Linked DNA regions of Homo sapiens: region 1 is linked to region 2. A link is a loop called in an ENCODE intact Hi-C map of the cell type or tissue named here. Cell type or tissue: body of pancreas. All regions are shown on one strand. Links, peaks and the distances in the headings refer to the core of each region. The heading gives the core; the rest is flanking DNA. Region 1 overlaps WWOX (WW domain containing oxidoreductase). Region 2 overlaps WWOX (WW domain containing oxidoreductase).

The links. Hi-C counts contacts between places; a loop is a spot of excess contacts. Peaks named below come from ENCODE experiments on the same cell type or tissue, not always from the same donor. Only the 100,000 strongest peaks of a DNase experiment are listed, where the experiment ranks them.
Region 1: a loop joins it to region 2, with 3 times the contacts of the local background. A loop is called at or near these places in 1 of 110 quality-filtered maps.

The regions. Positions count from the first base shown.
Region 1 is chr16:79,002,573-79,007,951 of GRCh38, reverse strand. All of the region lies in intron 8 of WWOX (WW domain containing oxidoreductase), which reads right to left. Among named protein-coding and RNA genes, the nearest start is that of WWOX-AS2, 510 kb to the right of the region's middle. In body of pancreas, for the core only: no CTCF peak of the experiment used is centred there; no DNase peak of the experiment used is centred there.
Region 2 is chr16:79,064,224-79,069,602 of GRCh38, reverse strand. All of the region lies in intron 8 of WWOX (WW domain containing oxidoreductase), which reads right to left. Among named protein-coding and RNA genes, the nearest start is that of MAF, 530 kb to the left of the region's middle. In body of pancreas, for the core only: no CTCF peak of the experiment used is centred there; a DNase peak (open chromatin) is centred at 2,862.

The DNA.
Region 1 (5,379 bases), core at 164-5,163, 62 kb after region 2:
AGCAAGAGATAGCTAACACAATGAAAGTAACTACCTCCCAAGGTTGTTATGAGGAATCATTTGCATGCACAGTGCTTTGTAAAGGGCTTGTGACACCATGAGTGACTAATAAAGGGCAGAGGTTATGATGATTACTTTCTCTACCATTATTAGTCAATGATAAATATTAAATAGCTTTGGTATCCGAGAAAGAGCTCTCCATTCACATCCTGGTTTTGCCGCTAAGCAGCTATATGATACCGGGTGAGTCACTTGATGAAATCTACTTCTTCATCTGATAACAGTGCTTTCCTTATAACTCTGCAGTGAGGTTTAAGGAGATAATAATTTTAAAGTGCTTAGCTTCTGCAAATTCCCTTTTGCCATATAAAGTAGCATGCCTATGTAGTGGGGATTCGGTTATGGATATTTTGGGTGCTCTTATCCAGCTTGCCCTACAAGGCCTTCATCATCTTTCTCCCGGATCCTTGCAACAGTTACTAACAATCCCCTGGCCTCATCTTCTCCAATACATCCTTTCGAAGGCAGCCTGAGTGATTTCTCTGAGTGTCTCAGGGCCACTGTGTTTGCCATTCCTTTTGCCTGGAACACCTTTCCAGTTCTTCACATCATGAGCCCTTTCCTCATGTTTTAGAGTTTCTCAGGGGCCCTCCCCTGATTACTCTATTTATGTAAGTCCCTCCCTTTGTTATTCTCCAGCAAAGAACCTTTTTTATTTCACCCACACAACTTACACTTACTGTAAAAACTTGACTTTCTCGTTGACTTCTTCAACGCCCTTCACCCTCACTGGAACATAAGTTTTGGAAGTGCAAGGATCTTGTCTGTGTCATTTGCTATTGTGACCTCTCTGCTTGGCATAGCGCCTGGCCTGTGACAAAGTGCCTGTGGAAGGCTGGATAATGGTCCCCTAGAGATACCCCCATCCCACTCACCAGAACCTGTGAATATGTTAGGTTACGCGACAAAGGGAAATGAAGATTGTGGGTGGAACTGACGTTGCTAATCAGCTGATCTTAAAAGAGGAAGATGATTCTGGGTCATCCAGTGGGTGCAAAACTATCACAAAGGTCCTTAAAGCGGAAGAGGGAATCTGAAGAGAGAGCCAGAAGGATGCCAGCATGAGAAAGACTCAGCCAGGTGCTGTTGGCTTTGAAGATGGAGGAAAGGGACCCTGAGTCCATGAAGATGGGCAACCTCTAAGAAACGGAAGACGCAAGGGTACAAGCTGCCCTCTAGGGCCTCCAGAAAAAGCCCAGCCCCACCTACACCTGGATCTTAGCCGAGTGAGACCTGTGTTGGACTCCTGCCTTATGGGACTGTCAGATAATACATTTAGGTTTTTAAGACGGTACATTTGTAATCATTGGTTACAGCAGCAATTGAAAACAAATACAGTGCCTCACAAATGTCTGTTGGATGGAAAATGGAAGGAAAAAAAAAAAGCGTAACTCAGATCAGGGGCTAAAAGCATTCAAGAAATTTTTGTTATCTACAGCTTAGAAACCGAAACTCTAACCTGGCACCTGATGCCCTTGTTAGGCTAACCCCATGCCCCTCCCCAGCCCTGTCTTCATCCTCTGCCGGTGCCATGCAGACACTCTAACCTGCTGAGGCCCCCGGGTCTCTGCACGGCTGTGTGTCCCTGGACTTCCCGCGCTTCACATCTTCTCCTCCATTCCCAGGACAGGTCTCCTCTTTGTGCAACTCATCAAATGCCACTTATCCTTAAAGACTGGGAAGTCTTTCCTGCCGCAGGCCAAACTTGTCACCCCATCTTCTGCTTTCTGTAGTTCAATCTCAGCGCTCATTGTCTTTGTTGCCAGCCACTGCCACCCTCACCCCACTGGACCAGGGACTTCCCTAGCGCAGTGACCATGCCTTGTTGATATGGGTTCACTCAGCGCTGAGCACCAGGCCTAGCACATAAGAGGTGACCGCAAATGGTTGCAGAGAGGGGACTAAACACCTGCCGCCTGTCCCCAGGAATGGCCAGTGGGTAACCAGAGTATGGATGGGTTTCTCCCAGGGACCAGGGCTGCCTTCTGTTCTCATGCAACTTCACCAAGGTTGAGTTTCTCTCTTGGCCTGAGCTATGTTCTACTGGTCACTCTGGAATCCATATATGGTGGCCTGAAAGGGTCCCTAAAATGCATGTCCACCCAGGGCCTCAGAATGTGACCTTATTTGGAAATAGGGTCTTTGCAGATGGACTTAGGTAAGATGTGATTACAGTGAATTAGGGTGGGCTCTAAATCCAAGGACTGGTGTCCTTATAAGAAGAACATTGAAGACATAGAGAGACATGGACAAGGAAGATGGTGGTGAGAAGACAGAGGCAGAGATGGCAATGAGGTGACAACATGCCCCAAACACCAAAGGTTGCCAGGAAATACCTACAGGCCGGGAAGAGGCAAAGAGGACGCCCCCATAGAGTTTTCAGAGAGAGGATGGCCTTGCCGAAACCTCGACTTGCAAATTTGAGCCTCCAAAACTGTGGGAAAATACAGTTCTGCTGACTGAAGCCACCTAGTACGTGGCACGCCTAAGAAACGAATGTGCTATGCCATCATCCTTGGCTACAGCTACCTCATTTCTGTGACTGTGCTTAGCCTGGGGAGTAAATGATTCTAGGAAACTGTGTGTTGCATCTCCTCCCAGGGGTCATCAAGGAACCTTGGACTTTGGCTGGAGATCGGCTCTTGGGAAACTTAGCTGTAGGTGGGTGGAGATGGCCTTACAAATCCTGAGGTCCACAGGCAAACATCAGGCCTGCATTCAAAGCACAAGGCAAGCAAAAGAGAAAGGCCAGACAGAAAGCCACATGGAGACTCAGTTTCCTCTTTCCTGGGGTACACTGAGGACTGACTGCATCCATGTGCCCAGTACAGGGGCTGATCCAAAAACAAGCACATTTGTGCTTTTTCCTCTTCCTTCCCTCTCCCTTCCCCTTTTTCATTTATTAAACTCAAGTGAAAAGAAAACAACAACTCCTCCTTTCTGAAACACAAGAGGGGAGCTCTAAATGCATAAAGGCCAGAATTAAGCTGTGAAATTAACCCCCCCAAAATTACAAATAATAAAATCTCACATAGGTGCACGGCCCCAGCAAGCTGAGGGAAAACCCAAGTGCCTGCTGTGCCTTTTTATTACTTGAGGTATATGGAGTCTCTAATTTAAGGCTAAATATAAAATAAAGCATACACAGCTGGACTTTCAAGTATTTTCAAAACACATTTAATACCTTCCCGTGAAACGCCCAGAATCTGAGCAGGCATCACTTCGCACCAGTATAAACAGGAGTTGGCGTGGACCGAACGTACGGGCTTCAAAAGCATATTTAAGAGGGTTGAACAGGAACCTGCAAGCCAGAGGCCTGAAGGGATCGCAATGCTGACCTGAGCTCACAGTCACACAGTGTCCTTTGCCACACCAGGGCTATAATAGAAACCAGCAAAGCTGGTTGACACGGCCAACACCAACAGGGTCTGCCTCTGACCGCAGCTTTGCCTGCCCCCCACGTACTTTTCGGCTCTGTTCCTCCACTCCAGGGCCAATGGAAAATGAGAAATATCCAAGTCCTCCTGGCAGCCATGAATGGATTCTCTGTTATCCCAGGAATTCTCTTTGGAGGAAGTAGCATTCACGGGTACTGGCTCGCCATGCGGTACTGCCAAGCGTTTTTATTCATTCCAGAATTCCCCGTGCAGCGCCTTCTATTGCTAGATGTGGTTCTGAAGGTGCACAGGGACTCAACAGGGACTAGATCAAACAAAACCAGTGGTCTTCTCTCTTGGAATTGCCTGATGTGGGTAGACGGATGATAAAGAGATAACAGACAAGTATGCAAACAAGATGATGGTCTACAGTATGCAGACAGTAACACCAGAGACTGGGAAGGCATGGTGTGTTGGCCAAGTGACACTTGCAGTAGACCTGAAGGATGAGAAGTACTCAGCATTGCAGAGTACAGGGAACTTTCTTGGCAAAGGGAAGGGCAAAGAGCAAAGGCCCCAGGACAGTGATAAAATCTGCCCATCAATTCGCTTCTCCTCTCATCGAGAGGTGGAGTCTGTGTCCCTTCCCCTTAATCCCAGTGAGCTCAGGACTATACAGTGGTGACTGCCTTCCCCAAAGATGCAGTGGAAGTGACACCCTCTGCCTTCTGAGACTAAGTCAGAAAAGGCCGTGCCACTTCTGCTGTGTAGCTGAAACAGCTGCCCTACAAGAATCCAATCACCCTGAGACCACGGTGCTGGAGCAGCCACGAGCTGAGACCAGCTGAGCCCTCCCTGCCCTGCTAACCTGACAAAGCCCTGGACATGTGACAAAAGCCATCCTAGACTCTCCAAGGCCAGCTCTCCTGCCAACTGGATTCCACTAAATGACCTCCATCAACAGCCACTGCAAGAGGAGACTCAACCAGCCAAACCCTATCCAGAGTCCTGACCCAGAAAATCATGAGATGTAATAAAACTGTTGTCGTTTTACGCCAGTAAATTGAGGGGTACACCTTGTTACTCAGCAATAGATAAGCGGAAGAGGCCTCACGGTGATAATGGGAGGATGAAATGAAACCATATATGTTCTGTTCCCGGTATACAGCAGGATCTCAGCAAATGTTAGATCACGTCCCCGTTCCTCCCATTCCTTGTGACAATAGACTTTGATTGCCTTTCAGTTTCATTGCCTATTTTTATACTATGCTGCATTAAATCATAAATTACAAGCAGCTTATCCATGTCTGATTCTCACTAAGCACTTAGTTTTATTGGGCTCTCAAAGTTAGAGAATGACAAACATGTAAATTGGAGAGGCTTATCTCTGCTCACTGCAAAAGAGGGTTCTGGAAGGAGGTTTTTCAGGGGGAAGAGTGGGGTCTGAATTGTCTTGCTCCTGAAATGTGCTGTGAGGCCCTGTGGCTGGCATGCATTGGCGAGCTGGGTGCATTCACCAGGAAGTTTTTAAATGATTTTCTGAGCGATATCATTTTTCTTTCCTAAACAGCATAGATTTTTGAGCTCTAATGCATTTCTGCATTACGGAGTACAGGCAGTCTCCCTTGACATGTTTCATCATGGAGTTATTTTCCAAATCAGCATCTCGAAGAGGTAGTATAACTTAGTGATTATGAGCATGGGTTTTGGATCCAGACAGGCCTTGGTGTGAACCCTGTCTTTTCCCCTTATAGACAGGGAGAACCCGGGTGAAAACTAAGTGTCAGTTTTCACCTCTGTGAAATGGGAATAGGCACAGTCCCTCTGTCCCAGTTTGCTTGTGAAGATTAAATCAGATCACACAAGTGAAGCACTTAATAAAGGGCCTCATGCAAAGTCAGAGCTCAAAATAACTGATCTGCTGTAATCATCATCATCACTT
Region 2 (5,379 bases), core at 157-5,156:
ACTTTCCACTAGCACTGTTTATTAGCTTTAAAAAAAAAAAAAAACCTACCAATAAAGATTCTTTTTTATGTGACCCTTTTCCTGCCAATAGGTTGTGATAAATAAGTCGGTTCTTAGTTCCTAAGTTTACGTAAATGACTACAGTAACGTGTGAACAAGACAGAGATGTAAAGGTCTTTAAACCACAGTTTAACAAAAAGGTCCTGTCTGTCAATGAAATAAAGCTGTTTTGAATTTGTTCCCAATCACTGGGCTCTTTTGCTGGAAGCTCATGTTGGCTTGGTGGTGATTAATGCGAAGCCACACGGCCTTCGCTGAGTGCGTAAGAGAACTGGCAACTCTAAACAGCATTAATCGTACTCACAACTACTTGCTACATGCTGAAGTTTTCTTTATTTTCCACCATTCCAGGTCAAGAGGATACCCAGGTGCATTTACCTTCGCCAAGCGCAGCGCAGGGCCCACCTTTCCCCGAAGTGAGATGTCACACGTGGGGAGTTCCGGCACTTTCTTTCCAGGTAGTTCATCTGCTCTGCGCTTTACTGATCAAATGACTCTACCAAGTCAAGTCGGAAACTTAGACATAACTACTTCTCAGGTGCACACCAAGATAGATGCATATCTTACGCCTGTGCGTAAGACAACTGTGAAATGTTTGGCTGGGAATCGGTTAAGCGTGGGCATCAGACCCAAGGAACCACTTTCGGCATTCATTCCCTACCTCCTCTCTCGCTTTCTTTATTATTATTATTATTATTATTATTATTATTATTATTATTATTGGGTTTTTTTGAGACAAGTTCTGGCTCTATAGCTCAGGCTGCAGGGCAGTGGTGAGGTCATATCTCACTGCAGCCTTGGCCTCCTGGGCTCGAGCCATCCTCCCACCTCAGCCTCCTGAGTGGCTGGGAGCACAGGCATGCACCCCCACGCCTGGCTAATTTTTTTTTTTGTTGTTGTTGTTTGTAGAGATGGGGGTCTCACCATGTTGCCCAGGTCTCGAACTCCTAGGCTCAAGTGATCCTCCTGCTTCAGCCTCCCAAAGCGTTGAGATTACAGGCATGAGCCACCGTGACCAGCCACGTCTCTGTCTTGAGCTTCCTACACGTGCAGTGCTTTCTGAAAACCATGTGGCACGTGAACATATGATTGTGCATTCAGGAGGAAGGAGTGTGTCAGGCAGCACAGAGCTACTCTCAGGAACACGGGTTTAAGTCCTGACTGCACCTTACCACTGAACAACTCCTGCAAACACAGACACATAACACAATGGGACATAATTGTCCTCACCCCCAAGATGGTTACAGGCTTTACATGAGCTAGTTATGGGAAGTGCTTGACACAGTCATGGCATTCTTAGGCAGTTCATAAACATCATTAGTTACCGTTGCTACTATTTTTATAAGGATTACAGGGTCATTCACCCAATGCTCTCTCCTCAATCACTCTTACCAGATTCCACTAACATAAATGGTGTGTCCACAATGGGTTAGGGATCTTCCGGAGCCCCCCTCCCATCCCCTGTGCACTTGTACATGCAGCTAATAGCCCCAAAGACTGACCATGGCCAAGGCAAAGGCAGGAAGATCAATGAGAAAATCTGTGAGTTCTGCTTTTGTGCAGGCTTTTTTCTCAAAACTAATTATTTATTGGCTGATTTAGGTGCCTTGCCTGGATCACAGGCATTCCCAGGAGACGCCCTCTCAGGAGGCTAGCCTCTTTGGAAGGTTCCAGAAGGGAAGAGAAGGAAGGACTTTTCATTTGCAGATGACTCGCAACACTGTCAGCAGCACACTCATTCCATTCGAACCACAAAGTCCTCAGTAATACCCACTTCTGTGCATTTGCCAGGCACTACCATAGGCACAGCGAATACAGCTGCAGATGAGTTTACCTTCTTGCGGGAAAGACCAACCTGAAATGCACAAAAGCATAATATGCAGGTGGTGATAAGTGCCCCCCCCCGCCCCCCACCCCACCCACACGCACAAATTAAAAACCCAGGGCAGGCAGAGGATGAGCATGAAGTATTAGTACTATTCCATGTGGCAGTGGTCAGGGAAGGTCTCTAGTGAGGAGATGTCCGGGCAGACACTATAAAGGGTAAAGGGGTAGCCCTCACAGGAGCCGAGAAGAGCATCTCAGGTGGAGGGAAGCCCAAACGTGGAGTTTTCATAAAGTTTTTAAGAAAGGTCAAGGAGGTCAGGACAGCTGAAGCAGAGAGAGAGAAAGAGAGAGAGCGAGAGCAGACAACAGCCATTTTGATGTCAAGGGAGGAACAGGGACTCAAGTCATGCAGGACCTTGCAAAGGTTTTAGCTTTTACTCTGATTTTAGAAAACTTTGATCTGATGTGTTTTAAAGCAATCGTTCTCGATAGTGAATATCAGAATCACCAGAAGCAAAGACAGATCTCACCCAGAGCAAAGGGGATGGCCGGCCCTATGAAAGCTGGAGCCCCAGACAGGCCCTAGACAGGGCCTCCAAGGATTGCATCCAGCTATGCTCCTTTCAGGGAGACCTCACTAATAACCACCTTCTTATTCATTTCGCGGATGCTCCCTTCCAGAGCCGTCCTTCAACAGAGCACTTAACTGTGGCATGCAGAATGCCCTTTCAGAGATAGTTCATATCTCTGCCATCTCTGCCATCTCTGCCAACAAGCCAGTCCCATCTGCCAGTGTCTTCGACTGCAATGGTAGCTACCTTTTCAGCTGCTACTGTAGTCTGGAATGAAATCGAGGCAGCCAAGGCTTGAGAAAGTTAAACTGGAAAATGGTGACAAGCCACATTTGTATGGTACCTCGTTTGACCTGGACCATTGCCAGAGGGAAATTCTCCAAGGAGCAAAGTCCTTCTGGTAGAAGGCAGGTGGTCCCTTGAGGCGGCAGGCTCTCATGGCACAGAGCCTGAGAAATGCAAATTCGCCGATTGAATTAAGTGGGCACCTGAATGCTTGCTTAATCCGGCTCTATTGTTCAGTTCTGCTGGCCTTGCCAGCTGTAAAGAGGTGAGCTTTCAGAAATAAGGGGGAAAGAAATCCAATGAGGCTTCCTGGAAATTATTCCCTCCTTCCTTCCCTCCCTTCCTCCCTTCTTCCCTTCCCCCTTCCTTCCTTCTGTCCTTCTTTCCTTCCACAGATCCTATGTTGAGCTCAACTGTGAGCCTAATTGCGCACTTGATAATGATGTCAAAATGGTGACGAAGGCAGATTCCTTCCCAGCCCTGATGGAGTCTACTATGTCCCACTGGGTGACACAGATAATAAACAAGTACATGAGTAAAGCAGGTACTGCCTGTGCTCAGTGTGCGGGAGGAAGCAGGGCCTCATGACTGAGGATAACCAGAGGAGGTATGGAAGGTGGGCTTAAGGGAGGCCTCTCTGGAAGGAACGTCCCACGTGGAACAGTGGAGGGAGGGGAGTGATTTAGGAAGAGAGGACGGCAAACTCAAAGATTAGTAGATGAAAAGGTTCTTGGGCAGTGCACAAAAAGAAAAAGCAGGAGACAGGAGACAGGTGTGAAGGAGAAGCTGGAGGCTGCGATTATCAAAGGCTCCACAGATCATGATGAACAGACTGGATTTGGACTTTAATGTCCAAGGCAGTAGGGAAATGTTGGAAGGTGGTACAAAGAGGAGAGACATGAGCTAATGAAACTTTCTAAGGTATTCAAGAACAATGCCTGGGAGCAATGGTCATGAGAATGAAGCCACCTTTGTGAAATTGTGACCATAAGAGGAATATGACAGCATAGCTGACTCCATCTTGCTTCTAGCCCCACGGGCTGGCAGTCCTCACTCATCCCTGGGCATAGGGCAAAGTAACACTGGGAAGAATTTAGTTTATACTTTAATCTTAAAGCAAGAATGATAACAGCCTTTCCCGAAATGAAACCACCTTTGTAAAGCTCCTAAAAGGCCACAAGGTTAGGATTAGGAGAGGGGTCTGAATTCAGCTAAGATGTAGGCATAGGAGGTCACAAGATTTGGAACTTCCCCAATTATTCCTGTAGATAACATCACTATTGTAGAACCTAAGACTGGTTTTTTTGGAATGGTTTTCAGACTTTTGCATTTTGATGACCCACTGACCCCACCTAGGCCTGGGACTTGTGATTCAACTGGAACTGAGGCTGACCCAGTGCACGAGGACCATTTTCCACACTTCAATGATTTCATCCCCAACCAATCAGCATTTTCCATTCCCTAGCTCCCTTCCTGCTAAACTATCCTGGAAGAACACTAGCCTCCAAATTTTCGGGGAGGCTGATTTGGGTAATAATAAACTCCTGTCCTTTTGCTTGGCTGGACTTGTGTTAATTAAACTCTTTCTTTCCTGCCATAATGTCATCTCAGTGAACTGGGTTTTACCTGTGCAGCAGGCAAGAAGAACCCATTGAGCAATTATAAGAACTAAGGAAGCTTCCGAAGCCTTTGTTCACTCTATCAAGTTTTTACGGTTTATCTGCATTTCCCCATAGCGAAGAGAAACAAGAACACTAATAATAAGTAAGGTGGGAAGTGGAGAGTGAGTCCTAGAGACACACACAGGCATACACGTAAGTGCTTCCCTAAACAACCGACGAACTCCCAGCAACCCATTCACCCTTCGCACACACACAGGTGCTCAGGGGCATCCATGCTCCATCTCTATAAACACAGATTCCTGGCGCCATTTGCACTGGCCATCAGAACGTCCGTTATAAACTGAGTATCCTCCCAGCACATTCTTGTCTCTCTTCCAACACAACATTAGAATGCCATTCCAGGGCAGATAATTCATAAATAAGTTAAGCTTATTTGCATCCTTCCTCACACCCAGTGCTGTGAATGCCTTAAGCGTCTCCTGACCCACACACATGGAATAGTAGCCCATGAATTGTACACTCCTCCCTCAGGGCTGACTCTCTACTGTCACCATCTCTCATTTAATCCTTGCAGGAACACGAAGAGGTTGGCAGTGCCGGATGGACGGCTAAATAACTGCTTTGCTCCATGTCTTTCCAGGAAAACTATTTCCTGTGCTTGATAAGCCACATGAGAATCCGCAGAAACAGCTCCTGAAGATGCTCCAGGTGTCTCCACATCTGCGTTCCTAGACACGCCTCAAATCCCTCAACAAACGTGATGATGACGACGCATGGGTTCTGCAGGTGCTGAGTCAGCACTTTTCACGCATTATCTCATTTAATCTTCAAAATAACCTTTAGGTCTAGATATTATTCCTACTTTTACAGATAAGGAAACTGAAACTTACAGTGCAACCCATCGAATTCCACAAGCTATGCCCTAAACCATCATCTTAAATTCTCAACCAGGTTGTCTTTCTAAATGACTAAGGATGGGTTTGTATTTTCTTTGCCTTGTATTACAACACTTC